Regions from separate parts of the Mus musculus genome. Here regions 2, 3, 4 and 5 are each linked to region 1. Evidence: chromatin contacts called from ENCODE POLR2A ChIA-PET data. All regions are on one chromosome and are shown on one strand. Each heading gives the region's core, a stretch centred on a gene start or an enhancer-like site at or near the end of the contact. The rest is flanking DNA. Distances are from core to core; before and after follow the strand shown. Region 1 holds the start of Hexim2 (hexamethylene bis-acetamide inducible 2). Region 2 holds the start of Arhgap27 (Rho GTPase activating protein 27). Region 3 holds the start of Kif18b (kinesin family member 18B). Region 4 has its middle 33 kb from the start of Arhgap27os3. Region 5 holds the start of Map3k14 (mitogen-activated protein kinase kinase kinase 14).

What was found. ChIA-PET counts read pairs that join two places held with the same protein, here RNA polymerase II (POLR2A).
Region 2: POLR2A ChIA-PET joins it to region 1 with 5 read pairs in embryonic stem cell. The contact joins the promoter of Arhgap27 here to the promoter of Hexim2 in region 1. POLR2A ChIA-PET finds 5 or more read pairs at or near these places in 2 of 5 experiments (Patski and embryonic stem cell).
Region 3: POLR2A ChIA-PET joins it to region 1 with 18 read pairs in embryonic stem cell. The contact joins the promoter of Kif18b here to the promoter of Hexim2 in region 1. POLR2A ChIA-PET finds 5 or more read pairs at or near these places in 4 of 5 experiments (Patski and embryonic stem cell).
Region 4: POLR2A ChIA-PET joins it to region 1 with 16 read pairs in Patski. The contact joins the enhancer-like site here to the promoter of Hexim2 in region 1. POLR2A ChIA-PET finds 5 or more read pairs at or near these places in 3 of 5 experiments (Patski and embryonic stem cell).
Region 5: POLR2A ChIA-PET joins it to region 1 with 11 read pairs in embryonic stem cell. The contact joins the promoter of Map3k14 here to the promoter of Hexim2 in region 1. POLR2A ChIA-PET finds 5 or more read pairs at or near these places in 3 of 5 experiments (Patski and embryonic stem cell).

Annotation. Positions count from the first base shown.
Region 1 is chr11:103,131,133-103,137,416 of GRCm38, forward strand. It overlaps Hexim2 (hexamethylene bis-acetamide inducible 2), which reads left to right and starts at 2,227. Exons shown (of 3, transcript NM_027658.2): 1 at 2,227-2,325; 2 at 2,903-3,009. The coding sequence starts at 2,947.
Region 2 is chr11:103,360,386-103,366,669 of GRCm38, forward strand. Arhgap27 (Rho GTPase activating protein 27) reads right to left here and starts at 3,307. Exons shown (of 18, transcript NM_001205236.1): 1 at 2,884-3,307; 2 at 1,822-1,949; 3 at 1-533. The coding sequence starts at 515. Plekhm1 (pleckstrin homology domain containing, family M (with RUN domain) member 1) reads right to left here. Exons shown (of 12, transcript NM_183034.2): 12 at 3,890-6,284.
Region 3 is chr11:102,922,918-102,929,201 of GRCm38, forward strand. It overlaps Kif18b (kinesin family member 18B), which reads right to left and starts at 2,207. Exons shown (of 16, transcript NM_197959.2): 1 at 2,066-2,207.
Region 4 is chr11:103,308,429-103,314,712 of GRCm38, forward strand. No RefSeq gene overlaps it. Among named protein-coding and RNA genes, the nearest start is that of Arhgap27os3, 33 kb to the right of the region's middle. Within about 2 kb of position 3,733, at least 3 of the 3 ENCODE cell types and tissues checked have a DNase peak (open chromatin) inside an H3K27ac peak, as active enhancers do.
Region 5 is chr11:103,264,366-103,270,649 of GRCm38, forward strand. It overlaps Map3k14 (mitogen-activated protein kinase kinase kinase 14), which reads right to left and starts at 3,036. Exons shown (of 16, transcript NM_016896.3): 1 at 2,973-3,036.

The DNA.
Region 1 (6,284 bases), core at 977-3,476:
GTTTTGTTTGCACAGTAGACTTTAAAATTTTTCTTCAAACCATGAGGTATGGAGGGAAAAATTAGTTATAGCTAGGAAGCTCTCACCCCATTTAGGACTATTCAAGTTTCACTAGTAGCCCTGGCTGGCCTGAAACTCTCTATGGAGAGCTGGCTGGCCTCAAATTTAAGAGATCCACCACATCCAGCTGGAAAGACTTTGTTTTTTTTATTAATACAAGGGGCAGTCCTTCAACCCTGAAGAAACTTTCCCGGGTCCTACTGTTAAAGCAAGGGCCTAGGAGTTAAGACCATCTATAACTAGCAGTAAAATTCATTACAAGGTACTCACAGGTATCAATGGCTAGTTAACCACCTACTTCAGAGCCTTACCTGGGCACAATTTTAACTGACAGCTCAACTACAAAGCTATCATTTGAAGGTGTAGTCTGGAAATCTTTAAGAAACAAGTTCAGTAAGAGAGCCTTTTAAATGCTGGCAGTGCTATAATGTTAGGTTGTAAGTTTATTCGAGGTCTCCCCTATATCCTATATAACACATAAAGTAGATCAAAACTGCCATTTCTACTTAAGTACTTTCTGCATCTACAGAAGAGATGGCTTCAGTAACAATGAGACAGTGGCACAGAAAATACTCTTTTTAGTTTGTGGAACAAGACTTTAAATGGGACATGGTGTAGGCTTACAAAAAAAAAAAAAAAAAAAATCACATCGGAATTAACTCCCTTTGCCCTTGTAGCACAGCCTCTTCGCCCCTAAGTTACGGCTCAGATTTCAAAATGCAAGCAGATGTTTTTGAAGTACCCGAAATGGGCCACTCCGTTTCTATTACTGGACTGTAGTGACTGAAATTATTTTCTTTCCCCCAACCCTTCAAAGGGCATAACCCCATCCCTTTGGCGTGAAATTTTGAAGTGGGGCGACACACTTCAGGAGTTTCCAAAAGCGGATGCTGACGTTCGAGGTCAGGCCATTGGGAGAGTCGGGGCTCGATGGGAGAAATCTTGAGGGCAAGAGAGCTCAGAAATTTCCAAGCGCTAAGCTCGAGCTTTCCACGTGCCCAGATCTAGTTGGTCCCAGGGGGAGTTGGTGGCTGTTATAGAAGTTAGAGGGTTGTTGCTTTTCGCAGCCCTGAGAAGTGGGATGGACACGGTGTATGGGGGTGGGGAGGCGGGTGCAATCCGGCCGGGCAACCTCGGAGCCTCCAGCTCACTAGCACTGCTCAGGGCATGCGGCCAGAGTTGCAACCTCGGCCCGTCCCTGCGAGCCAGGGTCTCCAACTGGCGTCGCGCCCACCTCGTCCTTCAGATGGGGGTCCGGCTACGCCGGGCCTGGCCGCCATACCCGGGATGAATGGGGGTGACGAGAGGCCTTGGGCAGACCTCGGCCTCAGGATCACGTCCCGGTGGAAGCACAGCAGAGGGGAAGCCGTCTTACTGGCCTCTCCTCTGCTGGGATCCCGGGAAATACGCGGTAATTACCCCAAAAGGCCGCTCTCAAAGGCGAGGCGGAGAGGCTGCCGGGACGGTTTGAGGACTGGGCTCGGCCGGGGAGACGCCAACCTTCACCCTTCCCAGCCCCCGACCCAACTCCCCGCCGTCTCCCGGCGCCGCCACTTCAGGCAGCCCACTCGGCCCGGCCTCTCCCCGCGCCCGGACCACCCCCCATGGGGTGCTCTCACTGCGCAGCGAGTCCCTCCGCTGCCTCCTCCCAGCCCAAAATGGCGGCGGCGGCGGCGGCCCCCGAGCTGCTCGTCGCCTTCCTCAAGGCTAGGGAATCCCTCCGCGCGCAAGCCCCGCCCCCGCGACCGGATCTCTATTTCTCCCTGGTAAAGCCTAACGCCATCAATGAACTCTTTAATTGAGCTCTGACAGGGCGGGTCCAGTTGTGCTTCCGCACAGCTAGTTGTTGACAAAAGTCGGGAGACTGGCAGACAAGCGACCCAATCAAAGAAGAGATCGGTGAGCGCGGGACGTTCACGCAAAGGCAAATAGGTTTTTTTTTTTTTTTTTTTTTTTTTTTTTTTTTTTTTTTTTTTTTTTGGCGTTCCTGGGCATGGTTGTTGACGTAATGGGAGCTTGAAAGTATCCTGGGCAGCTTTCCTAGGGTGGAAGAACTACAACCCCCAGCAGCCATTGCGCTGCCAGGCTGTCCTCTTCGCCCCTCCACCTCCCCCCCCCCCCATCTTAGGGCTTTAGCGGCTTGGCCAGAGCTGCTGCTACTGCAGCAAGAGATAGGGCAGAGGCGTTGAGACTCTCATGGACAGGCGGTCGCACAGAAAGACACACAGAGGTAGTGGTGTACACTAAGCCCTTGACAGCAAATAGGTCAGTCCCACCTTCGTTAAATCTCCCTGCCAGGACTTTTCCCTCCTCCAAGAACTCCATTTTTACTCCCATTGAATTTTTTTTCTTCTTCTTTCTGTCAGCTGCATGTAGTTTGAAGACTTCTTCCCTTTAGCTCCCCGTTCCTTGAGACAGGAGAGAAGCCGTCCAGGCCCTGTAGACAAAAAGACTTCAACCATAGGCTCTGACCAGGTCCCAACCTAGAGAGATTGAAGGTGGTCAAGATAGGGGCTTCCAGGAGCTACAGACCCACCCTCTCCACAGCATCCCCCAAGCAGTGTCCTTTCTGGGTGACAGAGCTCAGGCCTACCCTCCTAACTGCCAGCCTGTCTTTACTTATTAGGAGAGCAGAGGCCCAGGGCCTCTGCTCTCCCACTTGGTCCCTTGCTGGCTAGCAATGTGAAGACTAGAGTATGGAAACAGCCTTCCGAGTCTTCACTTGAAAGTGAAGGCCATGCAGGTCTGGGGCCACAAAATGGCTGCTGCTGCTGTGACAAAACAATTCCTGACCAACCAGCTTCTGCCTAAGGACTTAGGTTTCTGTTGTTGTTCAAAGCAGGTGACAGTAGTTAAAGACATCATCTGCTGCAAGAGTAGGAGAAGATGGCCACTGTGAACCATACCAACTGCAACACAGCGTCACCAGCTGCTCTGGAGGAGGCCAAGGTAAGTACCCACCCTCCCAGCCACCTGAAAGCCCTAAACGTGGGGTCAGATAGCTGAAATCCTAGGGCTTTTGTTGTTTTGTCTTGTTGGTTGGTTGGTAGATTTAGAAAACCAGTATTTTATTTTATTTTCGTTTGTTTGAGACCTTGAGGGGGGAGGTGGGGGGGGGTGTCTTTCTGTGTATCCCCAGCTGGCCTCGAACTTGCAACAACGTTCTTCTTCAGCCTTCCAAGGGCTAAAATTACAGCCTGCACCACCACACCCAGCTAGAAAGCCAGTGTTTTAAATGAGTCTGTACTGTGCTCTGGGAAGTAGGCCAGAATGTGATTCAATGATGGCTCATGAATTCCTAAAAGCCCTTCAAGGTAGATGTTATTTCCAGTGGACAGAAGCTGAGGTTGGAGAGCTGCACTACCTTTTCCAGAATCAGGCAGCCTGTGAGGAACAAAATTCCACCTTACATTTAGGGTCTTCTGATAACAGTACCTTGTCTCTCAATGACAAGTGACCTCAAGGACAAATAACTTGGTTAGAGATTTTGCACTTAAAAAAAAATTTATTTTTTCCGGGCTGAGAACCAAGAATGAGTCAAGACAAGAGATTTCGGTGTACAGGTTGACAGGCAGGGCAGGAAAACCTCAGAGGAGAGGGAGAAAGCGCCTAAGTCCTCAGTAAATGGCAACTTAGTATGTGGGCTGACAGCAGGAACCCACAGAGTCCCAGCCCATGCTGGCTCTCGGTGGCCCTTATCCATCACCACACTTCCAAAATAGCAGAGAGCCAAACATCAGAGAGTTGGTTTCTGTTGTTATTGTTGTTGTTGTTGTTGTTGTTGTTGATTTCACAATGCTAGGAATTGAACCCAGGGCCTTGCCAATGCTAGAAAAGTGCTTTATCATGGAGCTACACCCCAGGCCTTTGCTGTTATTGTTGTTTGCTGGGTTTTGTTTTTGTTTTTGTTTTTTTGACAGCGTTTCTCTGTGTAACAGCCCTGGCTGCCGTGAAACTCGATTTGTAGACCAGGCTGGCCTGTAACTCAGAGACATACTTGCCTTTGCTTCCTGAGTGCTGGCATTGTGTGTGTGTGTGTGTGTGTGTGTGTGTGTGACAGTGTTTAACTCAGAGAGGCTTTTAACCCATTTAAGCCTAGTCTGGGTTTCTTATGGCGTTTGTCAAGTAAGGCTACAAGAGAGGGTGAATGTCTCGTGCAGGTTACAGAGCAGAACTTATCTTTTATAGTGATAGTGGTGGAGGGTCAGAGCTTCAAAATGGAGACAATGAATAAGCAGAGGGACAGAGCTGGCTTGGTTTTAGGCCGGAGTCACTAGGGAACTAAGACTGGGAACAGGAAAATGACCGGAAACATACAATAAGCTATCCTTAGATCCCTGTACGTTGTGTCTGTAGGTGGGCAGCAGAGCCATCTTAGTTTGTTTAAACCACCAGTAAGACAAGGCCAATTCCTTATGATCTGATTGATGATCTTCCTGCTACAGGTGAAGGGACACTGCAAATATCTCACAGCGCGCAAGTACGCACACACACACACACACACACACACATGCACACCCCTGGAATCCCCTTAGGATCTCTGAAACACCTAATGAGGCAGTCGGCATGATGCTTCATGTGTGTAATCCCAGAACTCAGGAGACCGTGGCAGCATTGCTGAGACCAGGCTTGGCTGCAGAACGGGTTCCAGACTATCCTGGGCTACCAAGTGAGACCCCAAAACAAACAGCTTGTCTCCAAAAGCAGACCCCCCCCCCCAGGTCCCCTGCTCAGAGGCCAGCAAGATGGCTCAGCAGGTAAAGTTAGTTCTCGTACCAAGACCAACAACCTGAGTTCAACCTCCAGGATCTATAGAATAGGAAGGAAAAACCAACTCCCACAAGTGATCTGTGACCTACACATACACACACACACACAAGCCATGTCCTTAGGATGCGTCTGTATACACACATACACACTTACATAATAAGTAAAACTGTAAAAAAGTGACCCTGCTTAGATGCTACTGTGAGAGTGGTTATTATTAGAAATCTCTCTAACCACAAACTTAGAGCAATTCGTTCCCTATCCTCACACCCAGGACTCCTGCCCCTCACCACACAGATAAGCAGATGCCCCTTGTGTGCACTCCCTCCCTCCTTCCCACCCTCTCCTCTTCCTCTTCCAAGGTCTCCTTGTGTAGCCCTGGCTGGCCTGGAACAGGCTGGCCTTAGACTCATCTGCTTGCCTCCTGTCACCAAGCCCTGGGATTGATGGATTCTCTCCCCCTCTTTAAAGCTCTGAAATCTGTCTGCGACCGACCTCCCCTTGGTTAGGACCTCTTGCTACCTCATACAGTCCATAAATAGAGAGACAACCGTGTGTTCACCGAACATCGGGGTAAAATGTTGCGTTCTTAGGGGATGAAGATATTTGATAAGTAGTAACACGCAGGGTGCTATCTGTGAGGTTGCCTGTGTGACAGGATAGGGTAGCTGGGAGAGCCACTGTCATAGGATCTTCAGGGAGAGCGGCACTGAAGAGGCAACATTACAGCTGAAGCGTGGGCAATAGGAAAGGATCCACCGTGCAAAGAGCTGGAAGCTGGATTGGTTATCTAATTCTCAGGGAGGGGGCGGGGAGTCCCTGTTCAAAAGTTATTAAGTTCAACCCCCACCCCCATCCCCCACCCCCCACCCCCGGCCTAAATCCTAGCAACTCTGGAGGCCGAGGCAGGTGGACTTGCCTGGATAGAGTGAGTTCAAGTTCAGCCTGGAGAACTTAGTGAGACTTTTTTTTTTTTCCAAGACAAGGTTTCTCTGTGTATCCCTGGCCATCCTGGAACTCACTCTGTAGACCAGGCTGGCCTCAAACTCAGAAATCTGCCTCCCAAGTGCTGGGATTAAAGGCGTCCGCCACCACTGCCTGGCAGTGAGACTCTTATTTCACAATAAAAGCTAAAAGGGTAGGAGTATAGCAGAATGACATCACGCCTGCTGAGCATGCTTGAGACTCTGGCTTCAATGACCCTACAAAGTTCAGAGCTAGTCATAGGTTCGTGTACCTGTTATTGAGGCTAAGGCAGGAGGTTGGTGAGTTTGAGGCTAGCCTGGACTACACTGAGAAGACCCCAATTTCAAGAAGAGCAGAGCATTAAACCAAGTATGAATCTCTTTTGAATGTGGGTACCCGTGGTGGTGTTCGGGTCACCCAGGCTGTCCTTGATCCTGGCTTGGAGTCCTGACCCTCCTGCCTTTGCCACCCTAGTGCTGGAATTTACAAGT
Region 2 (6,284 bases), core at 2,057-4,556, 230 kb after region 1:
CCGAGGAGGCCGGCAGGGGGCGCGGTACCGCCGCGCGCCAAGTCATCCAGGGACTGCGCCGGTCGCACAGGCGCCGCGGGCCGCACGTAAAGGCAGGCGGGCCCTCCCGGAGCCAGGCTGTTGCGCTGGCCACCGGTGCGCTGTCGTGCAGGGCCACACAGGGAGCTGGCGCGGCCCCGGGGCTCGGCAGAGGACCCATCGGCGCCCACCGGGGTGCTCACGAAGCGGTAGTCGTAGGCCAGAGGTTCCGGGACTGCGGGGCGCTGCTGCGGTACGGAAGGCTGCGGGGCCGGGGCAGGGTCGCCGAGCGCGGGCAGCTCGCGTACGTACTGCGCGGGGAGGTAGAAGGGGCGACCCCCGGGCTCCCGCCGCACGTGCCACCAGTGCTCGGTGCTGCGGCGCAGCAGTCGGTAACGCTCGTTCGGTTGGATGGCGATGCGGCGCCCGTCTTTGCCGGTGTACTCGAAGGGGTGTTCCACCAGCACGTACACGTCCCCCTCGACGTCCGCCGCCATCGCGACCACCGCGCTTTTCTGCAGGCAACAAGAAAAGGAGCCGCCAAGGTCAGGACTGCGCAGCGGGGAAGAGCATGGAGTCCGGGGCTCAAAGACAAGGGTTCGAGTCCCGCTCCTGCCCACGCCCACTGCATTCGGGCTTCAGTTTTTCCTTCTCTGAAATGGGGACGTGGATAAAATCATCTTCAAAGTTCCCATGCTTAAGATTCCATTCTGTGTCGTTGATTGTGAGATATGTGTCTCCCTGTCATCCCTTGGTGAGAACTTGAGGGTGATATAGGAATCCAACTTTACTCTGGGGGAAACCTTGGCTTAAAGATTTGCGGTGACTGCAAGATAGATAGCACATTTGCCTGAAGGTTAGGGGAACCTCATCTTCCCGGTTGGCGAATTGGGAATTAAGGCCCCTTTCCCGTCGCTCTTCTGCCCCCCGTCTCGCCACACCCTGACGCCTCCAGCCTGCAGGGAATCCGTGGAAAGCTCTTAAGTACCCCCTCCCTTTAGGAGTTTGCCCTCTAGGTGGGCGAGATTAACGACGGGGCGCAGGCTCTAGGGCAGCCCCCAAGTTGTTCTACCTTAGAAGTGTCCCTGTCTTATTTAATCCGGTGATTTTGACGTAGGGGCTTGGACAGCTAAGGTTGGAGAACCGGTTCTCTGGGTTTCTCTTCCCTTTCCCAGTGGCTTCGTCGCACACGTGAACCGTGAAGTCTGGCCCGCCCATTAGGGCCAGCACCGCCCCCTGCACGCCAGCTCTTCGGCAGCCTCTTAAGAGGCTTCCTGGTCTCTTCACCTGCCTAGGGGTCCTTCCCTACAAGGAGTGCCTGTCCGGGGGGGGGGGGGTAGCTTCTAGGGAATGCATTGCAACAGTGTCACCAGGGTCCTCTAAATCTCTTTGGAGTGATCATTATAACGCGACCCCCCCCCCCCCCACCAATGCTAGTTTTGTCTGGTGCCTGGTGTGTGTGTGTGTGTGTGCGCGCGTGAACAATCCCAACTGTGTGTCTTCAACAAAGTGAAGCAGGTGGCCTACTCCGGAAGTACTGGTCACTCCAAAACCTTACAATGACCACTCCGTTTATTGCCCTACAAGGTGGCCTGGGGACCAGCAGCGGGGTGTCCACCGTCTTGCTAAGGCTGATTTCTTTTTTCAAGAGTTCCTTGATGATGGAAGGGGTGTAAACTTAGTCACTGAGCATCCTGACCCGAGAGATGGTAAAATGGCAGACCAGAGCTGGCCGAGCAGAATCCTAGAAGTGTGTACCCTTGGGTTACGCCCCCTTTCCCAGGACCCCAACCGTGCACTCACGTTAGCTGGGAGGATCTCAGGCTGCCCATGGGCGGGGCTGACGGAGGGAAGCAGACTAGGCCTCTACCATATCTGTGGGAGGGACTTCCAAGGACCGAGACTGAAGAAACAGCGCGAAACAGGAGACACTGGGAGGAGAGGCGGAGACCGACACTTAGTAGGGCTGTTCCTAGTCCCCAATACAGCTTGTCTGAGAGGATGCGGAGAAGCCATAATGTCTGTGCTGGAGCCCTTGAGGTCTCCAGGAAAAAAAAAAAAGGCATGGGGAAGGGGCTGAGTGGAAGGGGTGCTGATGGATAGGCGAGCAGAGCCCAAGAGTCAGTAGGCCCTGCTCCCCCCCACCCCCTCAACGCTCAGAGGGGTTTGTTGTCCTAGAGGACCTGGCGTTCCGCGGGCGCGATGCTCTGGGAATGCCCGGCGGAGTTGGCTGTCTTGTCCTGGCATGCACATTCCGAGCGGGGCCTTTTGCTCCCTGAATCACGAACTGTGAGCCCTTCACAGCAAGATTAAGAGCACTACCCATTCCGGGAGCACCTCCGCCCTCTGAGGCTCTCTCTGGGAGCAGCCTGTCCGGGCCTGGAAAAACTAGAGTCCCTTTGCAGGGACGCTCACAGACAGGGGAGTGCTGTGTCTCCGGTTGTGTGACAAGAGGACCTGTGCCTCAGATCCTTCCATTATCTGGGGTGAGCGAAGAGAAGGGGAGGGATGCGAGAGCGGTGAGGAAGGCGCCCTTAGCCAGTAGGTCTCCTGTATCTTCTGCTCCCGGTCGTCCCTAGCTATAGCGTCACCAATATCTAAGTCAGCACTGGGGGACTTCGGCTGGTTCACCTCTCGCCCCCAGACAGAAGGCAGCCCTACACCTAAAGCTCCTCCCCGGGGTTTGGGCCTCCGGGCCCTCCTCCAGGTTCGCACTGCTCTAGCCCCAGTGCAGCGAGAAGGGCAGGCGGTGCGCGGGGCTCTAGGGTGGGGACGGCCACCTGGGGGCACCTTTCCCGCCCTCCCAATACTCAGCGCCATCCTCCCCAACGCCATTCCCCCCTCAGTCCAGCCCGGCCCGGGCACCTTAGAACTTTCGCCCGCTGGCCTAGCTTCCACTTGTCCCGGCAGACGCGCGTGGGGTCCGCGTCCGGAGCTGCCTGCTCCACAGCCCTGCTCCGGCGATGCCCTGTTTCCTGTTCAACAATATAACCGGCGGAGAGCGCTCGGCAGAACTTCCTCCCAAGCCGGGACTGGGCTGTGCTTGCAAGAGACAATCCCCGGTGTCCTGGCTTCCTGTCCCCTCTGGGCCGGGCCAGCGCTCTAGGAGCAGAGACGCCACCCTCCCCCCTCTTCCCCAGGATCCTGGGCCACACCTGACTGTCTCCGGGGAGGAGGCGGTGGCAGGGCCTGGATGGAGATCTGCGGGGGAGGCAGTTTCTCTCAGCTTCTGACCAGATTAGACTCCCACTGACCCTCATCCTTGTCGGAGGAAGTCACCGGCCACTCTGCAGGCGGCCGAAGTGCAGTTGCGGGATCCTCCCATTTTGGAAACTACCTGCCTCTTGGGAAAGCAGCCTTAGCACTCTGAGGTGTGCCTGTGAACACTTCTGACAAAGGCAAGACCCAGTTTTTATTTTCTCTGGCTTCCAAGAAAGAGTGGGGTTCAACTAGATGCTCCATTAGGGGCCGCTGAGCAGAGAAGGGAGCCCCCCACCCCCACTAGGCCGATGTTCCTCTAGTGTCGCAGGGCTAAGGGTTCAGCTGGACAGCCCTCCACCAATTCCTTTTTCCATATTTTGACTTGACTAGTTTTGTCCACTAACAAGTCCACACTGAGGTGGGTATCTTAGGATCCATTAGGGAAGGCACAAAATGAAGGGGTGAGCTCTTTCCCTCCACTCTACCTTTGTCCTTTCCTAGTTGCCCTAGTCACTCTGCCAGCCAGCCAGGTCCTTGTCCATACAGCAACCTGATGCCCAACTGTGCCACAAGCTAGCCTGTATAGACATGGGAGTACCCATGAGTCTCAATTTACTCCCATTACATGCTTGTGGGGACGGTTAAACGAAATAGACACTAAACACAACGATGGTGAGCGCATGTATTTTATTAACCTGTTCCTTTCATTATAGGAGGCACTTTCTGGGGATGAGAACTCCAGTTTGCCCATCCCCCTCTAGACAGGGGAAAGGGGAAACTGCCCTCAGAGGCACTGTGCTGAAGGTGGAAAGACAACCAAAGACAGCAGCAGCAGCAGCGCAAGTGCCAGGCGCCTCCCCCGGGCCTGCCACCCCCAACCTCCAAATCCAGTTCCTCTCCCTTTGCTCTGAGCCCTGAGAACCTGCCTCAAAGATGGCCAAGGAGCACCCACCCACTGGCTGAGGGCGCTCAAGGCCAGGAAACGAAGCCCTGGATGTTGTCTTTTTCTGTCCCATTTTTCTGCAACCTGGTTTCCCTAGGAATTAATCTGTTTCCTTCTTTTGTCCTAACAGGGGCAGTGGGGGGTGGGGGTGTTTGGTGGGGGTGGGGGCTTCTCCTGGAGCTCCTGGGGAAGGCTAGCAGTAGACAGGCCTCTGGAGTCTTTAATCCGTGAGTGTAGGTGCCAGGGCCCGGTTTCCTTGTTTGCCTCTCTCCATGCCCAGAGTCCTGCTTTTACAGGGTGTGTGTGTGTGTGTGTGTTTGAGAGAGAGAGAGAGAGAGAGAGAGAGAGAGAGAGAGAGAGAGAGAGAGAGAGAAAGGCACCCACCTGCGCCCGCAGCCTACATTCCCTCACTTACCTCTTCTCCCTCGCTGCTTGGTCAGGCAAGTGTGCTCCATGGACCCTGAAATGCTCAGTGCATAGGACTAAGGGGAGCCAGGTAGTGTTTCCCCAGAGCCAAATGATTGAGATTCAGAAACAAGACTGCTTAGAAAGGCCAGCTCTTTACTGCAAAATCACTCAAATACCACACAGCAGCAGTTTCTCCTCTGCACTGCCAAGGCTCACTTGTCAGAATATTGCATAAAATAGCATTTTTTCCAATAGTGTGGGCACTGCTGAGGTTCACGTGAGCACTCTTCTGGTGGGGGCAAGTCTCTCACTTGAGCAGTCAGTCAGTCGCTTAGTCAAGGACAGGGCCAGCTCTTATGCTCGCAGCCCAGACACTGGGAGGGCTCCATCTCCTAGACAGGTTCTGGAATACCCTCATGTGACAGGCCCACAGGGGACAGACTCTTGCCCATTCAGGATCCCAAAACAAGGAAAGGAGGCTCTGATCAGGTTGTAGTTTGGGGGACGTGTTAATGCTAGCTCGGGGGTGCAGATAGAGATACACTGGGTGGTTCTGGGGGCTTTGGTGTTTCAACCACTGGTGAGCGCTGTCTTCCATGACGGACAGATGAACTCTTGGCAGCCTCTGCCATCTGCCTTCCTACTCCTATGTTTTATTGCACAATTCAAGCTTCAGGTGACTCAGCTCATTCACCTCAGGGAGGGTGGGGTAACCTCCTCTAGACAGGACAGGCACATTTCCAGGGAGACCCTCCATTCCACCTGAGGCCCCTGGCTCTAAGTGCTCTGGGGTAGCCAGAGGGTTCAGGGGTTCAGGAGAGGAGAGCAGAGCAGAGCGCATCCCCACGCCCCTACATGCCTCAGGGCTGTGACCATCAACTTGAAAACAATTCCAGGATGTGGCCATCAGACCCAAGAGCCTCTTGAGGGCAACCCTACTCCTGGGAAGCCCTTTGGGTGCTGCAGTGTCCTGCTGGGCAGGGTGAAAACTCAAGAAATGCTATGAACTCAAGGCTTTGTGAGACTAAGGGTGGTGAAGCTCTGCAGGCAGCTTTGGGGCAAATTCTCCTCTCTCTGCAGCCCAAGGATGGCACCTCTCCACAGATGGAGCTTGGAGCTCTCTGGTTTCTAGCCTACTCTACCCTGCAGGGTAAGGGGGCATGGGGATGAGGTGGGCAAGGTCATGGCCTTCCTGAGCAGGGAAGGCTCAAAGTGCTGACAGTGCTGGTGCTGGTCACCCCCTGCTCCTGCTGTGCTGTACTCACAGCTATTAGGTAAGCCAAGAGCTCCAACAGAGGGAGGGACGCTTTACAGGTGAGAACGTGAGGAGTGGAGGGAAAGGTGGCCACAGAACCCAGCCTCACAATGACAGGCCATTTGGCACATGACACTTGCACTCTTGGCAGTATGTGCCAGAAAGGGCAGAGGCAAAGCACCCAGTCCAGATAGGCTAACCCAGCAGAGGCCTGTCCACCCAGCTCCATGCCTGCCTGGGCTGGGGCTGCTCTCACCCATCTGGTCGGGCGAAGGGTTGTATTTCTTGGGTGACTTGGGTAGGTCAAGAATAAAAAAATATTTTCTGTTTAACTATGAAGGGGGAAAAAACCTGCCTTAAAAAAACTAGACCTTTACTCAGGAGCATGGTGGCAATGCTCACCAGGCTTCGTTCCCACAGTGTACACATGAACAGCCCTAACGGAGGAGCCATGACAGC
Region 3 (6,284 bases), core at 957-3,456, 210 kb before region 1:
TCTTTGATCTGGATATACAGCTCAGCTTGGCCTTGAGATCCTGGTGCCTCTGCTCTCTAAGTGCTGGGACTATACGCACACGCCACCACTATGTCTGCCTTGCTTATTCCCTCTTATAAGTTGTGATTTATTTTTCTTGTCTTACTGGCTAGGAATCCTAGAACAGGATCGGCTGGAAGCAGCGATAGTGAGTGTTCTCGCATCTTTACTCATTTACAGGGGAATGTTCTTTGTCATTTCATATTTTGTTAGCTTAATGGCATTTGTCTCCATCCCCAGGTTACCCTGACCCACACTCGCAGACACTGAGCCCTGGCAGTGCAGAGGACTGAACTTAGGACCTTGAACATGCTACTTTCTGGTTCCTGAGGTTTTAGATGAGGTTTTTACAAGCACACCTATAAAAAGGGTAGACTTGTAATTTTAATCGCGTTCAAAATAAAATCTAGACTCTTAAGATGGAAAGAAAAGGTTTGCTTTTCTAATTGACTGTAAATATCTGGGAATTGAGTGTTTGTTTGTTTGTTTTCATTTGTGTGAAGGTAAATTTTAAGCTAATTTAATCACCTCATTGACCTCACACCAACTAAAAATTTCTATAGCTTCTATTTTGGGAGGACCGTGGTGAGGGTGCTGAGAACTAAACTCAGGCCTCAGTGCATACCAGGGAAGCATTTGCCACTAGCTCACACCCCTAACCCCATGCCAGCTCTCTTTTAACTATAATTATGATCTATTTAACTGACTTCAGTGTATTTTTGTTTTAAATTCCCAAGTGTGAATTCAATTTTTCATTTGTATTTGTGTGTGTGTGTGTGTGTGTGTGTGTGTGTGTGTGGTGTTTTGAAAGAGTCTCAATACAACTGGCCTTAAACTCAGAGACTCTTCTCCTCTGCCTCTCTCTCAGGGGCTGGGATTATTTTACTATGCCTAGTTTGTATTTATAACTTAACTGTTTGTGGAGAGAGAATATAGTTTATACAATATTATGATAATTTCAGTTGCTGTGTCACTAGATAAGAGAAAAGCTTTGCAAATGTCTCTAATAATATGATGCTTCTATACTTTTTTTTAAAAAAAAGGTATTAGGGCTAGGTTTGATCTCTAGACCATGAGAGAAAAAAAGGTACAAATGGAGCGAAATTAGATAAAAACAAAGTAATGGAGAATGAGATGCCTTAAAATCCTGACTGGCAGAGGGCATGGTTCCATAATGAAATAGGCATGGAAGAAATAGGATAGGGACATTGAAGGAAGCGCTGTTAACAACAAAAAGCTCATCCACAAAAGTAAAATTATATATGTCCTCCCAAGTCAAGCTTAACTACACTCTGTGCCTCCGTTTCTCAACATGCAAATTGTAATATTTTTTAATTATCTGTCTCACCAGGTTTGTGTTAAGCTTGAATGGCATTCGGTTTTTAAGTGCCCAACAAATATTAGACACCGCTGGTAAAGTTATATGATACATCATTTCCCTATGATGCACTGAACCACCAAAACCAACACAAACCAGTATTTTAAGTTCTTTGGCACAAAACAGGCTCTACCTTGTACTTGTCACAGTAGCTCAAATGTCCAAGGCTAAAAGACTCGATCATCCTGGTACTAATAGAGGCCTGGTTTTCTTTCATGCTCGCCAGTGTTTAGGAGTGTCCCAGTAACCAAGCTGCCTCCCTCGGTACACACACAGCCGCGTAATCAGCTCTGACAAGAGGAGCGGAGTGGTTCTCCCATTCTCTCCTGCCGGGCGTCCCAGATCTCCAATTCTGACCTGTAGAAAGACCCAATTCCACCTCCCACACGAGGAGGGGTAGCTGCTACGGAGCCGGGTGCACCTTTCAAAGGACCGGGTATACATGAGAGGACTTAATATGGGCCCCGGACCGTGGGACGCAGAGATCACGATCGGCTGCATTCTCGGTGTAAAGGAAGTGCCCTCCTACTCGTCCCTGACCTGCCCAAACAAGTGCTGATTCGGGTTCCAGACAACTGCAGCGAGCCCGCGCAAACGACAGCTCTGCACCGAGCCCGCGGGGCCGCCCCACCGTCGACCAAAGCCTACCTCTCGTCGGTTCCCGGTGCTGGTGTCGGGGGTCGCTTACGCGTCCCTCCGCCTCGGACAGGAGCCCTCGGATTCAGGAGAGAGCTCCCCCACACCCGATTCCACCGAACCAACCTTCTTCCGGCGCGGCGCGTTCAAACTAGCCGGTCCGCTCATCCGCGCTTCTCATTGGTCACCGCCCGGCTCGCTGATTGGCTGTTTCCTAAGTAACAAAGACAGCCGGGGGTGCGCTTGCGCACTAGTTCTCTTGCGCGCCTTGGGTTTCTTTGGCCAAATCAAACCGGACGGAGCGGAATTGCCACCAGAATCGAGTCTCTAGCAGTGTAACCAGGGGGCCTGCCCCGTCTCTGTGGTCTGTGGGCTGAGTTCAGCAGCGGTTACAGCGACCACACATTCGACAGAATTTAAAACCTGCTTTTGTGGCTTAAATAGGCACCCTCCAATTCAGAGTGGCTCGTGCCTTTAATCCCATCACGCAGAAGGCAAAGGCTGGCGGATCTATTTGAGTTCGAAACCAGCCACCCTCCAGGTAGAGCGTTCCAGGCCAGCCTGAGCTACATGAGAACTTTACTCGATCTCTCTCTCAAGTAAACTGTCCTCATGGTGGCGTTGTGAGCAAGTCTGGGGCATGTAAAGGTTACTGTAGGGTTTCTTTCACCACAACTGTGAACAAGCTAGTAGAGTCATTTAATACTGGATAACTTGACTCAAATTATTTATTCACCACACTTAGTTTAGTGAGGACAAAAACAACAAAATTACATGAAGTTAGGGTTAGTACAAAGATACAAGAACACTGAATACTCTTGCCTTCTCCGTCTCCAAAAGGAACAGTTGTTTAATGATAGCTTCCTGGTAAAGAAGTTCCCTCCTCGCTTACTGTAAATCTGGTTTTTTTGTTTTTGTTTTTGTTTTGTTTTGTTTTTTTGCGCCCTAAACGTCCCCACACACACACACACCCCAAGCTGAGAACCAAACCCAAGGCCTTTTCTTTTGAGTGAGTGAAGTTTGCTTGGTCTTTCATTTTATTTATTTATTTTTTAATGTATATGAGTACACTGTTGCTCTCTTCAGACACACCATAAGAGAGCATTACAGATGGTCGTGAGCTACTATGTGGTTGCTGGGAATTGAACTCAGGACCTCTGGAAGAGCAGTCAGTGCTCTTAACCGCTGAGCCATCTCTCTAGCCCCCAAGGCCTTTTCTTTACCACTGAGCTAAATCCCCATAAGTAAAAATTAAAAAAAAAAAAAAAAACGTAATGTGAATAACGCACCTTGTAGATGTTCAATAAAATGGCACTAGGTGTTCTCAGATTCATTCAACGATTGTTATGACAGGTTCAGAGGTTACAGTGATATGTGATATACAGAGCTCCCAGTCTATAGGAAAAACTTAGATATTTATCACAGGTGGGGATTGTGATACATGCCAAGGCAGGAGAGGGAAAATGTTACAAGTTCAAAGCCAGCTTCATGTACATGGTAAATACTAGATCAGCCTGAACTATAGGGAGTTCCTGAAAAGGGACAGAGGTGGGGGAGAAGAGAATTAATAACTAATAATAACATAAGATGATACAGGGTATAGTTAAAACATGCTGGGTATAGTGAGTTGAATATATTTGGTCCAGGGAGTGGCACTATTTGAAGGTGTGGCCTTGGAGTAAATGTGTCACTGTGGGCCTGGGTTTAAGACCCATGTCCTAGCTTCCTGGAAGTCAGTATTCTCCTAGCCACCTTCAGATGAAAAGGTAGAACTCTCAGCTCCTCCTGAGGCGTGCCTGCCTAGATGCTGTCATGCTCCCACCTTGAGGATAATGGACTGAACCTCTGAACCTGTAAGCCAGCCCCAAGTAAATATTGTCCTTATAAGAGTTGCCTTGGAGCCGGGCGTGGCGGCACATGCCTTTAATCCCAGCACTTGGGAGGCAGAGGCGGATTCCTGAGTTCGAGGCCAGCCTGGTCTACAGAGTGAGTTCCAGGACAGCCAGAGAAACCCTGTCTCGAAAAACCACAAAAAAAGGGGGGTTGGTGAGATGGCTCAGAGGTTAAGAGCACCGACTGCTCTTCTGAAGGTCCTGAGTTCAAATCTCAGCAACCACATGGTGGCTCACAACCATCTGTTATGAAATCTGATGCCCTCTTCTGGAGTGTCTGAAGACAGCTACAGTGTACTCACATATAATAAATAAATTAAAAAAAAAAAGAGTTGCCTTGGTCATGGGGTCTGTTCACAGCAGTAAAACCCTAAGACAGAAGTTGGTATGAGGAACCATACTCGGTACTGCTGAGATAGGCCTGACCATGCTTTTGTTTGTAAGAATGTGGACTTTGGATTTGGACATCAGTGGAATGCTTAAAGTGGTGCTTAATGGGCTATCCTAGTAGGAATATGGGAGACTTTGTTGCTGAGAGTGATTTGAACTGTGTAGACCTGGCCTAAGAGGTTTCAGTGGAGAAGAATTTCAGTGTGTGGCCTAGAGACTATTTCTGTGATATTTTGGTGAAGAATGTGGCCGCTTTTGCCCTTGTCTGAAGAGTCTATGGTGAGGCTAAGGTAAAGAGATTTATATTAATTGCATTGACAAAGTAAGTCTCAAAAAGCCCAGTGGGGACTTTGTTCTTTGGTTAAGTCTCATGAAGAACATTTTGAACAAGCATAGCAAGCTTAGAAAGGAAAGGTATAAAATATGTGGTATTAAAGGGGCACCAGGAAGTGAAATGAAGCTGAATCCTGTGTTCAAGGATATTAAATCGAATTAAGGGAGTGGTGAACTTGGCTTGAAATCCCACCCAGCTAAATTCGGTTTCAGGCATGGTAGTACAAGCCAGGAGGGGCAAAGACAAGCAGATTTCTAAGTTTAAAGCCACCCTGGTACAGAGCAAGTTCCAAATAGAAAAAAACTTAAAATTCAGGCATGGTGAACCACACCTTTAATCCCATGCTTAGGAAACAAGCATGCAAATCTCTGAGTTCAAAGTCAGTCTACAGAGCAAGTTCCAGGATAACCAAGCTTAGGAAGAGAATAAATTTGTTGAAAACAGAAAGCTGGTAATAATATAATAAAACAAGGGGGCCATTTTCCAGCCCCAGCAAGCAGCAGAACTTAGCAGGTTCAGCCATTTGACTCTGGCTTTAGAGTCAAGAGGAGAAGGAGACTACTGGGACAATTGATGCTAGTTAGCTGGAGCTAAGAAATTATCAATGAGGGGGCTGGTGAGATGGCTCAGTGGGTAAGAGCACCCGACTGCTCTTCTGAAGGTCTGGAGTTCAAATCCCAGCAACCACATGGTGGCTCACAACCATCCATAACGAGATCTGACTCCCTCTTCTGGAGTGTCTGAAGACAGCTACAGTGTACTTACATATAATAAATAAATACATAAATCTTAAAAAAACATTTAAAGAAATTATCAGTGAATAAGAAAAGACCAGCATCACTGAGGTGAATTCTGGGAATTGTTTTCTGAGAACATAAAGAAGCTGCATTCTAGAGATAGCTAAGGTCCTCATGCTGCAGCTGGGTAATGTAAGAATCACCCAGGTGGTACTGGTTTTGAAGGCATGAAGGGGTCAGCACTGTGAGAGGCCATCGAAGACCACTGGTGAAGATGCAGCCTCAGTTGTAGATGAAGGCCCAGACTAAAAGGGTCATGCAAAGAAGTTGAGGCTTGGCACCATGAAGCGACCCTATGAGAGCCTATTGGTGACGCCTAATTGCAGTGGAAGACCCCAGTGTATTGGAGATGCCAGTACCATGGGATGATCACCAAAAACAGCAGCAGCAGTGGATGGATCAACCTGAGTGTAGAGTGCCACAGAGGGCAGGGCTGGAGAAATGACAGCAGCCCTTTGGAGGAGCCCAGAAAATCATGACACTGGAGCAAGAAGCTATGAAGTTGAAGTTGCCTTGGAGACCCAAAGATATTAAAGATGCTGGAGCCATGGGATACTTGCTGAGGAAAGCTGCTAACAGGGAGTGGAACCAGCACAGGAGAAAGAACTTTGTTGTAGTCAACAAAGATGAACAAGGAGTTGGAGATCTGAAGACCACTTTGACATCAGTCACGGAGATGCAGAGTTTGGAGTTTGCTAGCTGGTTTCCTGTCTTGCTTTGGGGATTATAGTTAAGTGATTGGATGAATTTCAGAAGAGACTTTGAACTTTGGGCTTCTAACATTATTGAGACTGTTATAGACTATGGGGATGTTTGAA
Region 4 (6,284 bases), core at 2,483-4,982, 180 kb after region 1:
GTCAAAAGCTTTTAAGAACCATTATTAAAAATAGGTTCTGAAAAATTTAAAGTTACAGTTCCCCTTTGGTTCAGTGTCCTTACTTCTGCCCCCTTGGTAGACAGCTTCTAGAAGATCCTCAGGACAGGTCACAGCCCTGGGCACCTCTTACAAAGACACTTTCGTATATACCCTCAGGGACACGAAGCACTTGCCATCCAGGCAGCCACCATGTTCTGACACTGCTGATGGGGAAGCCACCTTCTGAATGTCTGAAATTTCCAAACTGTATCTTGGACTGAGGATGTAGCTAACTGGTAGACCTTGCTTAGCGCATGCACCTTGACACTAGAGGAAGGAGAGGGGGAAGAAGTCAGGAGGAAGAGAAGCGGGGAGAGATCCATCAACAGTAAACAAGCTAAGTAAACTAAGGTTTATCTATATGACAGACTACTACTGAGCTACAAAAGGATGCACTCATAACTCAACAAGGAGACAAACAGCCAGGTATGATGTGGCACACCTATAATCCAGTGCCTGGGGGGCTGATGTGGGAGGATAATAGTCAGAGGATAGCTTGACCAACACTGTGAGGTCTGGGCTAGCCTGAGGTACACAGACAGACAAAGCAGAACAGAACAAAAGCAGAAAATGAAGCAAAGGACAAAATTTAAAAGTAGAGAAAAGAGCTGGGTGTGGCAGCACACGCCTTTAATCCCAGCACTCAGGAGGCAGAGGCAGGCAGATTTCTGTGAGTTAGAGGCCAGCCTGGTCAAGACTACACAGAGAAATCCTGTCTTGAAAAACAAAACAAAACAAAACAAAACAAACAAACAAAATCCCTAACCAAACAACAACAAAAAATAGTACAGAAACAACTCCAGCAGACATTTTACCAAGGATATTATATGAATGGCTGATTGGCTCATGGAAATGCCTGATGCCAACCATTGTTAAGGAAACACAAAGTCACAATGAAATACCCTTTCACATGCACTGGCTTGGCTATATATTTTAAAAGTTCAGTGAGCCTATGGAAACATCAGAAGTCCCAATGCTCCTGGTGGGATGTGAGGACGACAGTTAAGCCACTTTGAGAAACAATTTAGCCTTTTCTTAGAATCCATAAACTTGGGGCTGGGGAAATAGTTCAATGGCAGGGTGCTTGCCTAGCATCCCTGAAGCCCTGGGTTCTATCTTCAGCAAAACTGTATGTGTGTGCATGCACGTACACACATGCATGTACATGCACACTTATGCATGCACACATGGACTTACACAAACACACAAACAACCAGACAGCCTAGTAATTCTTTTATTCATTGGTGTCTAACAAAAATACATGTGTGAACCCACACAAAGAGTTAAACAAGAATGTTCATCATCATGACAAATCTGGAAACACTGAAATGTCCATCTGCTGCTGAATAAATAAGCAAATTACAAAATGCATGTCATAGAACAATACAGCAAAAAGGAGACGAATAATTCCAAAAGTGTGTAATTCCACGTGCATGACTGCAGTATGGAAATTTGGGGAAAGGCAGTGGACAGAGGCACTGACTCGGTGACCAGCTGGAATCACCCTTGAGGGACCCTAAGGATCTTGATGGGACAATGGAACACGCTCAAACCCGACTGTGCTAACAATCGCGTGGCTTTATGCAGTCTTCGTAGCCTTTGCAGCCTTACTGCGAATGACTTCACCCTTAACAGAGCTGTTTTGGTGGGGGGAGGGAATGAGGAAGTTACTTAGCAAAGGTCTAGAAAGGTCTCCAAGTTGCGTTTTTAATAGGAAAGGCAGAGCCCAGCTCAAGCAACTAACCATTTGCTTTAACAAGAACAAGACATTAAAGGAGATATAAAGGCACAGAATACACAGAGACAAATGTGTACAGTTGGTGCTATTAAACATTTATTTATTTATTATATATATATGGGTACATTGTAGCTGTTTTCAAACACACAACAAGAGGGCATCAGATCTCATTATGGATGGTTGTGAGCCACCATGTGGTTGCTGGGATTTTTTTTTTTAACTCAGGACCTTCGGAAGGGCAGTCAGTGCTTTTAGTCACTGAGCCATCTCTCCAGTCCCAGTTGGTGCTATTAAATTAACCCCTATTCTCTCTTCCTCCCTCGTGTGTGTGTGTTTGTGTGTGTGTGTGTGTGTGTGCCCACACACACGAACACCCCCTCACTACTGTTATCACCATCCATTTTCAATGCTGCATTGACACACTGCATGCTAGATGATTATGCTGGCGACCACCATTCTATCTTGGGTCTCTGCGAACAAGGTCACTCTGTGTGCCTCATGTAAGAAGAACGGAGATGCTGTCTTGTGTGTGTGGGGGGGGGCAGACCTTCGATTTTTATTCATATTAAAACATTTCAAAACAGCCTTCTTTAATTTTTGAATTAATTCATTATTTTTAGGTTTACTTATTTACTTTATGTATATGAGTACACTATAATTGTCTTCAGACACACCAGAAAAGGCCATTGGATCCCATTACAGATGGTTGTGAGCCACCAGGTGGTTGCTAGGAATTGAACTCAGGACCTCTGGGAGAGCAGTCAGTGCTCCTAGCCGCTGAGCCATCTCTCCAGCCCCCAGATTAATTCTTAACATTAATTAATTAATTAACTTATTTGTTTGTATGTCTGTAAGCCTGTGTGAGTTTATAAGCACCATGTACGTATGGGTATCTCCCACCCAGAAGATGACTTCGGATGCCTAGGAGTCCATGTGATTGCTGGGAGCTGAACCTGGGTCCTCCACAGGAGCAGCGAGCGCTCTCAACTGCTGAGCCATCTCTCCTGCCCCACTGAATTGATACTTAAGAGCATATGAAGTGACGTATTCCACCGTGGCATTCCTACACGTACCTATTCTTACTCATCTCCAGCTTGCCTTCCCATCCATCCGTCCATCCATCCATCTATCCATCCATCCATCTATCCATCCATCTATCCATCCATCCCTCCGTCCGTCCGTCTGTCCATCCGTCCACCCGTCCATCCATCCATCCACCCATCCATCCATCCATCCATCCATCCGTCTGTCCGTCCGTCCGTCCGTCTGTTCATCCGTCTGTCCATCCATCCATCCATCCATCCATGTATTTTGAGAGAGGATCTCACTCTGGATACCAAGTCTGGAACCCACTGTGGAGTCCAGGCTGGCTTGGAACCTGTAGCAATTATTTTGCCCAGTGCTGAGATTACAGGCCTGAGACATTGCTCTCTCATCCTCCAGACTTAATGCTGATACTGCTTGTCTACACTCCATGTCCTGTTCATGCCTTCCTTTATCCTGCCCTAGTGCTACAAAGCTTTCACACACAGGGGTGCAACATTTTCCAAGCATGGATGTATTATGTAAAAGACAAATTAAAATTAAACCAGGTGCATGCCTGTAATTCCAGCATATGGGAGGTCGAGGCTAGAGGAGAACCAGACATTCAAGGTCAGCCTGCTCTACAAAGTGAGCCCATCTTAAGAACAAAACATCGAAAAGGATGGCACAGAATACACAGAAACGAATGTGTGCCATTCTTTCCTGTGGTCCCCTTTGGAGGCTGCTGAAGAGCTCTTGGCCTCAGAGAGGCGTTCCCCTAGGAGCTGGGACATAGGCGGTGTGTTTCCTCAGCATGCTCAGCTGCCCGCGGGGGTCTCCCTGAGTCATGCGGAGCTGTCCTCGGCTGTGCCCTCGCCTGCCACCCGCCGCCTGCCGCCCGCCGCCCACCCTCTGCCCTTGGCCCGCCACCTTCCTGAGCTCCACTCCGCCGCGGGCCGGTGACTCAGGGCGCAGGCAGCCTAGGAACGCCCGCTCAGTGGATGGGGGTGCAGCTCGCCCCGCCACGTCCGTCCTGCGGGCTGGTGGCTGCTGCTTTTCCTCTCTGGAAACCCCTTAGCCGCCACCTCTGCTTGCAGCTAGCCTCCTTCTGGGCACTGCTTCATGCTTGGAATTCCGATCCAGAACCCATGAAGGAATTTAGGATGTTTGAGTCTTGACGAGAGCTATCTGAGGGGCAGGGAGGGGCCCAGATATGATCCAAATTTCCCCAGTTAATGAGAATGTTGAAGAGATTTACTTCAGAGACAGATCCATGCTAGACTGCAGACTGGAGCAGTCAACACCCCCAAGGCTCTATGTAATATACAACAGATGTGGCCATCTCGGCCGTGGAAAGTTCAGGGTCCACAGACTCTTCCTTTCTTCTTCTTTCTTTCTTTCTTTCTTTCTTTCTTTCTTTCTTTCTTTCTTTCTTTCTTTCTTTCTTTCTTTCTTTCTTTCTTCCTTCCTTCCTTCCTTCCTTCCTTCCTTCCTCCCTCCCTCCCTCCCTCCCTCCCTCCCTCCCTCCCTTCCTTCCTTTCCTCCTCCTCCTCCTCCCCCTCCCACCCCCAGTGGCTTACTTTGTAACTCAGGCTATCCTTCTGCCTCAAGAAGTTGAGAACTGCTTTGCTTTCTGGCTTTCAGTTTATGTCCATGTGTACGTGTCTACATAAGTATGTAGGGCAGGGTTGTTCTTCGAGCCACTATTTATTTTGTTTTTGAGGCAGGGTCTATCTATCCGTGAGACCTGAGACTGGCAGATTAGGCTAGACTTGCTGACCAGACAATCCTGGGATTCTTCTTATCTCAGGGAGCCCTTTGTGTCCCACGCTCCAGGTTAGAATCGGGTCACTGAACTTGGCGTTCTGTGCAGGAGATCTTGAGGTCCGACTAAGGTTCCATGCTTCCACACCAAACGCTTTATTGAGTCATGCCCCCAACTCTAAAGGTTTTTTTTGTTGTTTTGTTTTGTTTTTAAATAAAATCTGGGGAGTTCTGCCTTTCAAAATACACCTGGTTTCAGGATTTGGAATTAGAGATGCTGTAAGATTCTGGCCCTTCCCCCCCAAACCCCACCATGTCTCTCCTCCCAAGTCCTTCTTCTGGACCCCCTCAAATATTATTCTATTTGTCTGGTGATATTTCCCACGGGGTTCCAGAGCCCAGCCCTGCGCCTGCATTTATGGACGCTGACTGGAGGGAAGCTCAAGATCGTATTAACAATGTCCTCAGACACCATCTATAGGGGCGTTTCCCCACTTGCTGGCCATACCTACCTGTGGTTCCACCAAGGTTTTTGGTAAATACAACTTTCTTTGCCTTGTAACGAATAACCCCTCCCCCCCCCCCCCCACACACACATCACCACTTCCACAGTGGACTGTGTCTTGCTGGCCATGCATATTTAACTCAAGAACTGTCACTTACTTTCTTTGACGTGAGAGCTGTGTAAATTCAAGGCCTGATCGGGTGACTTAGTGAGACTCTGACTCAAAAGTAAAGGAAGAACTGGAACTGTGTGTTGAGGTGTTAGGTTGTAACCCCAGCGATGGGGAAGGCTGAAGCAAGGGGATCACGGGTTCAAAGTCCTGCTCTACTACACAGTGATTTTGAGGCCAGCTTGGGACACTTGAGACCTCAAAGTGAACCCAGACAGAGTGGCAGAGGAAGAGCTCTGGCACTCACGGACTGTTGGTTCAATACTTAGTGCTGCAAAACATATAAAGTAGGCCTTTCACTTCTCAGGGTCTAGCCTTGGTTTGGTAACCTTTAAGCTGTGTGACTTTGGGCAGGTTACTCATCTGTGCCTGGACCCTCATATGTAAAGAGGAGTAATAATAAATAGTGAGTCCTCTGTCGTAGGGGTGGTATGAGTTAGAGAATGTGGCTTGGTCCAGGGCTACCAAATATAGCACATGTACCTATTGCATGGAACGTGGCTATATTAAAAACAAAACAAAAGAAAGCCTGCTCATCATTTAACTGAAATTCAAAATTATTCTTGATCAATAATCAGTGTTACCATATCGCGCTGAAATGTCTATACTGTCTGCAGTTGTTGGGCATGTTTAGTTGGGAATATCATTTTTTCTTTTTCTTACATATACACTAATGGGTTAGTTTGGTAGTAAATATAGGGAATCTCTGGGGAAAAAATTTTTAGCCAGGCATTCTGAATTTGTCTTTTGCTAAGCTTGGCAAATTTATCATGCCATGGGATTGATCCCCATGATACATTAGCTGGTGTGTAAATAATAAATGTTGAGGGGCTGGGGGGGGGGCTAGCTCAGTATTAGAGCCTGTACTATTCATGAAGCCCTGGTTCAGTTTCCACTGACAATAATGATGATGCCCAGTGGTGTGGCAAGCTTCTTATCATAGCGTGTGTGTGTGTGTGTGTGTGTGTGTGTGTGTGTGTGTGTGTATGTGTGTGTGTGTGTGTGTGTGTGTGTGTGTATGTGTG
Region 5 (6,284 bases), core at 1,786-4,285, 130 kb after region 1:
ATGAAAGACTCTGAAATGGCAAGAGAGGAGAGGGGCCTCAGTTTAAGCATGAATGCAGGAGCACACAGGCCTCTGAGGAAAGCTCCCTTTGTGCCGTCACTCAGGCAGTGAGGGAAGCTGGAACTCAGGCCCCTACCTCAGCACCCGGGTCCAAGCTGCTGAAACTCACTCCCACACTGCCTGCCTTCCACCCGGCCTTCCCGTTCTACCCCACAGCATCAGCCTCGCAGTCGGCCTTACCAAGTGAACAGAGTGCTCGCACTTGAACAGCTCGCCCTACCCGAGAAGACACGCCACCGTTCCTTTCCCTTATTCGGGATCCTGGTGTGCAGGGAGGGCTGACTTATCCAACTCTCCAAGCCCACCCTTCTCCCCACCCACCTCACGATGGTGCCACCAGAAGTGCCCAGGGTGCTCAGAGGTCTCCAGTTTAACTGAAATGCTAAAACGGGGCAAACAGGAAGCATCACACACAACTGCGGTAGTGACTTATTAATCACGAAAGCAGAATTTTAGTTGCATTTTAACCTTTTGCCAGGAAAAAAAGAAAAAAAAAGCATCTAGCCGATGGGTGCTATCGGAGGAGCCGTCTGTCTGTCTGTCTGTCTGCATGTGCAGCGAGCTGACCTGCTACTGGGTCTGAATTCAGTTTTCAGTTTTCTTTTTTCTTCTTGGGGGGAAAAATCTGTCAAGCCAATCAGGTCTTCCCGGGGGAGAAGCACCTGTAAGAAGCCCATGTGCTGTCCACTGAGACAAGAAGTTAAAAATAAATAGATAAATACAAAATTAAAAAAAAAAGAAACTAAAAGTGACTTCACAGGCAAACTCTTAAGACAAGGGGGGGGGGGGATGGCCTAAAGGAACAAGCGTAGATCTGAGCTTTTATCCGTTTTACATCCGACCGATCTCCTCCCAGCCCCTAGCTCAGAATGGACCCTAGAACTCACCAAAAATCTCACAACAGTTGTCTGGGGTGGAGCAACCAATCAGGGCGAGCCCTGTCCTCTCCAGCCCGAGCCGATCACAAAGGAATCTGTGTTCATCAGGGGAACCAAAATGAGGAACCACACTCCTATCTGCCAAGAATGAATGGCAAAACCAGGCAGGTTTTTTTTTTTTTTTTTGAGATAAAGGTTCATTTGGCAGAGTCTCTGTCTGTGGTGCCACTCCCACAAACTCTAACAGACACCAGAGGCAAACAAAACAAAACAAAACAAAACAAAACAAAACAAAAAAACCAACAACCTTCAGAACTGCTCCATCCACCCCAAAAACAATCCGAAAATGACCTGAAGCCTGAAGCCTGATCACGTAGTACTATTTGATTTCACAAACTTCTGGTATGTATTTCTGGGTATGTACAGCTGGGCACTTATTTCTAAAATTAAAGTCAGACATACTAACTATTATTATGAGCTGTTCTGAGAAATTTATCACACTCTTCCAAATAAATCAGGATGTCTTCTTTCTTTCTTTTTCCTCTCTGGTGCTCTGAGACAGGGCCTTGCTATGAAGCCCTGACAGGCTTCAAAGTCACAACAAATCCTCCTTGTCCCAGCCTCCCAGTGATGGATTACAGGTGTGTGCCACCATGCCTAGTTTTCAAGATGTCTTAAGGGCGTCTGAAAAACTCATAAAGCTGGCATCCATCCAAAGGAATTGCCTTTGACATCACTTTAAATACAAGAGGAAATACACACATACATCATAAGCAAGTCAAGAGTCTTCAAAGCATCCTCTCACATTAACAGCAAAAAGATCACCCCAACCCCCCCCCCTTTCTCTATCAAAGTTAGGTTATGCTGTTCTTATTCAGGGATCTGGAGAACTCACCCTCACTCATGGCTCTGAGGCCACAGACGAGGCATATCATCCCTCACACCTGGTTCAGGTACTTCGCTTACCAACTGGACAACAGTCTATGCATCTGACCACACCTACCACTAAATGGGAAAGTTACTAAGCAAAACCCTGCAGAACTGAAGTTAGGAAACAATCCTCTAATCTTTCAGAGAGACTATGTTTCTAGATACTCGCCAGTGTTCCGAAGTCCACTGGTCATGGTGCCACTCCTCGTTCAGTTCATTCTTTTAGCGCCCTTAATCCAGTCATTAGTGTTCATTGTCTCCAATTAACAACAACAACAACAACAACAACATGTCATTAAGACACTGATATTTGAAACTTTTCTCCACTCATCCACTTGACAGCCCATGCACACCCCTATCCATCCTTTAGGGCTGTCAGCCATCTTTTAATCTCAACTGGGGGGTGGGGAGTGGAGGGGGGGAGGTCTGAAGTTAATGAACATGATGAGGTTCCAAAGCAGGTGGGAATCTCTGCCTCAGACAAATGTTTCTTTTCACTTGGTGACAGGTGGCTGAAAGTTGCCAGAGCCGGGAAGAGCTTCCAGGACGGGACTAGTACATATAAACAGATTCCAAAAGTTCCGAGTAGAACACAGAATTAGAGAAGGGTAAGGACCATCGAGGAGGGAGGACAGCACCATCAGCGACTAGCATTGCTCTACTGAGTGCCCAGAGCAGTGATCCTCTCAGAACAAGTGATCCCAAGCAGTTCAAAGGGAAAGGCTGCTCATGTCACTGCTAGGGCAGTGGAGCGATCACCTTCTCTTGGGGGACACTTAGGAGCCAGGTCTGCCAGTAGGGCGGCTGAACTCGATGGCACGGATGTTGGGGAAAGGGAAGCAGACAGTACCCGCGCGCGTTCCGGGCAAGCGTGTGACCCGTGGGTGCGCGGCCTGGAGGTTCTAGGCGAGCACGGCGTTTCGAGCGTGGCGCTGATGGCGCTGAGCGTGCGAGCGGGTTAGACCGTAGTCACCCGGCCACCCCTCCCAGCCATCCCTCGTGGACAGCCCGGCTGCAACCCAGTCCCCGCCTGGGAGGCGCCCCTTCCCCGCCCGCTCCCTCGGCGTCCCGCTTTAGGACTCGGGGTTCTGCCCAGTCACCTACCGGCGGAGCGCCGTTGTCCTCAAACAAGCGAGTGTGGCGCTTCGCTGGCCAGCGATCGCTCCGGGCCCCTGCTGCCCCTCCTCGACCACGCCCCCGTGCCTATCCCCGCCCCGGGCCACGCCTCCCCCCGTGGCTGCGACTTTGCTAGCTTCCCGCCTCCTTTCTTTGGCCGCACCGCGACCCTTGATCCCACCCATTCCTATAAGTTAGCCAATAAAACGCCTTGATCCGGTCGGCCTGCCGGCCACTCCTCAGCAGCGATTGGCTAGCGAGGCCTCCCCAAAATGGGCACTGTTTCCGGCCAGGGTATCCAGCGCCGAAGGCTGGGTGGATGGGCGGTCTGTAGGCGAAGGAGGCCAGGGTGTTGGTTGAACTACACATGCGCTCTCGCCTTCTGGCAAATCTTACGGGCTGCATTCTTTTTGAGGTTACGGGAAGGAAGGGCGACTGTACGCATGCGTGGGCATTCCCGGCTTCGGCTTTGGTTACCTTGGAGACGGCGGGGCGCTCTCGCTCTGAGGTCTTGGGTTTCTCTGCTTTCTGCTTGAGGGCGAGGCTGCTTCGTGGGGGCCTGGTGGGGCCAGAAACATTTTTATGGAGCACGTAGAGTGAGCCCGGTTCTGTAAAGTGTGTGGAGATGAGGTTGCTCTGCCTACCCTCGAGAAGTGTGGGGAGCCAAAGGCCTATGTAGGACAGACCGGGTGTTGAAACGCTCTAAGGGAGTGTGCAGATGTGGTACAGTCTCCTTCCACCCCGAGAAGCTTCATGGTGTGTGTGCTGAGCACGGGATCCATTCTAAACTACAGAGTCAGGAAGACTTGGTCTTTGAAAACGTGCTCTCTACAGTGCCCTTTTTATGGGGCCGGGAAAGAGTGTAGGGAATTTATGGATTTTTTTTTTCTTTTCTAACTTTGCTAATGGGCTTCCTACTGTACCACAAGCTTCTGTTTACTGGTAATAAGAAATTACAAATATGTGTTTTTTAAAAAAATGTTTCCAGAATAAAAGATGCGCTGCGACCTTAGAGACTCTGCAAGGAATCCTAACTGCAGATGCAGGGACTGGTGGTATGGTGGGAGTGGCAGCCATATTCTTGGCTGGTTTGAGAAATAAGGAACGGCCTGTCTGGAAAGGTTTGAGCCAGGGCCAGACCACTGTCTGCTTGTGACCACTTTGCAGACCTAGCTTCTTTCTGGAGACAAGTTCAAGCCGACATCTGTTGTTGGACACCGAGAAAGGCCATTCATTTAGACAATGTGGAAACCCCACAACCTGGCCTGCATTCAGGAGGCTGAGGCAGGAGGATGACAAGTTTGAAGCTAGTCTGAGCTGCATAGCCTGACTTCTATGTGGAAACAAAGCCAACTAGATGAGAACCTGAGAGACTCACCCCTCTCCCCTGGGCCAGAAATATGTTAGAGCAAAGCCTGCAGTTGCCCATAGTCCATTGTTACGTTAGTGTCAACCGTGTCAAGAGTTGTCCCTGGAAGCCTTTCTGGCTGTGACTTGCACTGAGCCTATACTTCAGTATATGCAGAACCTATATGTCAGTTTCTGGGACATATCTTGCTAGTGGCCAGCTGAGAGATGGTAAGGCAAGAAAATAAAAAGGGCTGGGGGCCTCTAAAAAACGCTCCTCTCACCCCTAGGGCTTGGCATCTCTGACTCAGAGAGAGAGGCAGAGCTGGGCCAGATGTACAGGTTGGTATCAGGTCTCTTGGGTGTCTGTCTTTCCCTCCCACCACCTGTTTGCCGCTGGGCAAAGCACTTCTCAGGAAAGATGTGGGCAACAGGCCCAGAATCTGCAGACGCTCCCTGCAGGGCTAGCTCACTTTTGCCATCTCCTTCTCACCCCTCCTTTTTTTTTTTTGACAACCAGAGTCTCTGGCCCTGGGTCCCTTTTGTGTGTTGTCTAGTCCATTGGGATGGTTGCTCTTTAAGCCTACACTCAATAGGATGTGTTAGTGAGAACAGACTCAATTCTTATGTTGACTCAAAGGTCTGCAGAAGGGTCAGCTTGCAGGTGTGTTGGGGGGGGTGGTCAGGGGACAAACCAATAGACTCATTAGCAAGAAAAGTATTAGGGAAAAGCAGCGCTTGCTTCTTGGTTTCAGCGACTTTTCTCCTGTCTCTCTCCAGAGGGTGAGGTGGAACACAGACATCCCTCTCCTCTCTCGAAATACCCACCCACTAGGAGAGCTTTGGGCAAAATTGACTTCCTCCTGCTCTAAGACACGACAGTCTGGGCAGGCTTTGAGCCCTTGAGTCACTTGTGCAACTTCAGCTCAGCTTTAAATAAAATAATTGACATTTGCAGGGTGACTCATACCTGGGGCAGTGCTGGCCTCTCAGTACTCAGGGGGTTTCACAGACCCATCTATTTCAGGTTTGGAAACACGAGAGTAAGACTATGCCAATCTGAAAAAACAAAAAACAAAAGACAACAGCAGGGTCTGTTTGTTTTGTAGACCTGAAGATCCAATTCCAGGGCCTTGCATATCCCAAGCAAGTAATCTCCTATGGAGCTACAGTCTGATCATTTTTATTTTTCTTCCTTTTCTAAGTAAGGTCTCTGTAGCCTATACTTCCTTATTTATTATTGTTGTTATTTTTTTAGGTAAGGTCTATAATTCCCTATTTGTTCCTAAGTAAGGTGTCTATGGCCTATAATTCCCTACTTAGCCCAGGCTGCCCCCTCACGTCTTCCAGCCATCACTTCTCCAGTCTGGGGATTGTAGACATGTACTATGGCCAGCTCAGCATCTGTTCTTGTTTGTTTACATTTCTCTTTGTAAAAAAATGAATTCTTAATGTCATCATGCAAAAGAGTGGGTTGCATCACAGCCTCCTCACACCCATGCGTCATTATTACCCTTTGCTCTCGTTCCTCAGCTTCTGGCTCTTAAGAGATTAAGGACAGAAATCTGCTGGATACAGTGGCACATGCCTGTAATCCCAGCACCCCAGAAGTGGAAGCAGGAGGATCAGGAGTTCAATGCCATCTTTACCTACAGAGTGAGTTTGAGGCTAGCCTGGGCTACCTAAGACCCTATCTTCAATCAGCCAACAAACAAGAACACTCGAGCTAGACACTAAGTATGTCCAGTGCAGAACCGCCCTTGAATTAACTCAGGATGACACTGTATATTGGACAATCTACTAGAAGCCCTGCCCTTATAGGATGTTTAAGGGCATGTGGCCATATCTAGTGAGAAGGTGTTGGTTGAGGCATGTGAGCGCCTGTGGATCTCGGGCCCACATTCCTGTGAAATCCTGAGTTCAGGGGAGGGCTGGTGTGAGGATGACAGGAGA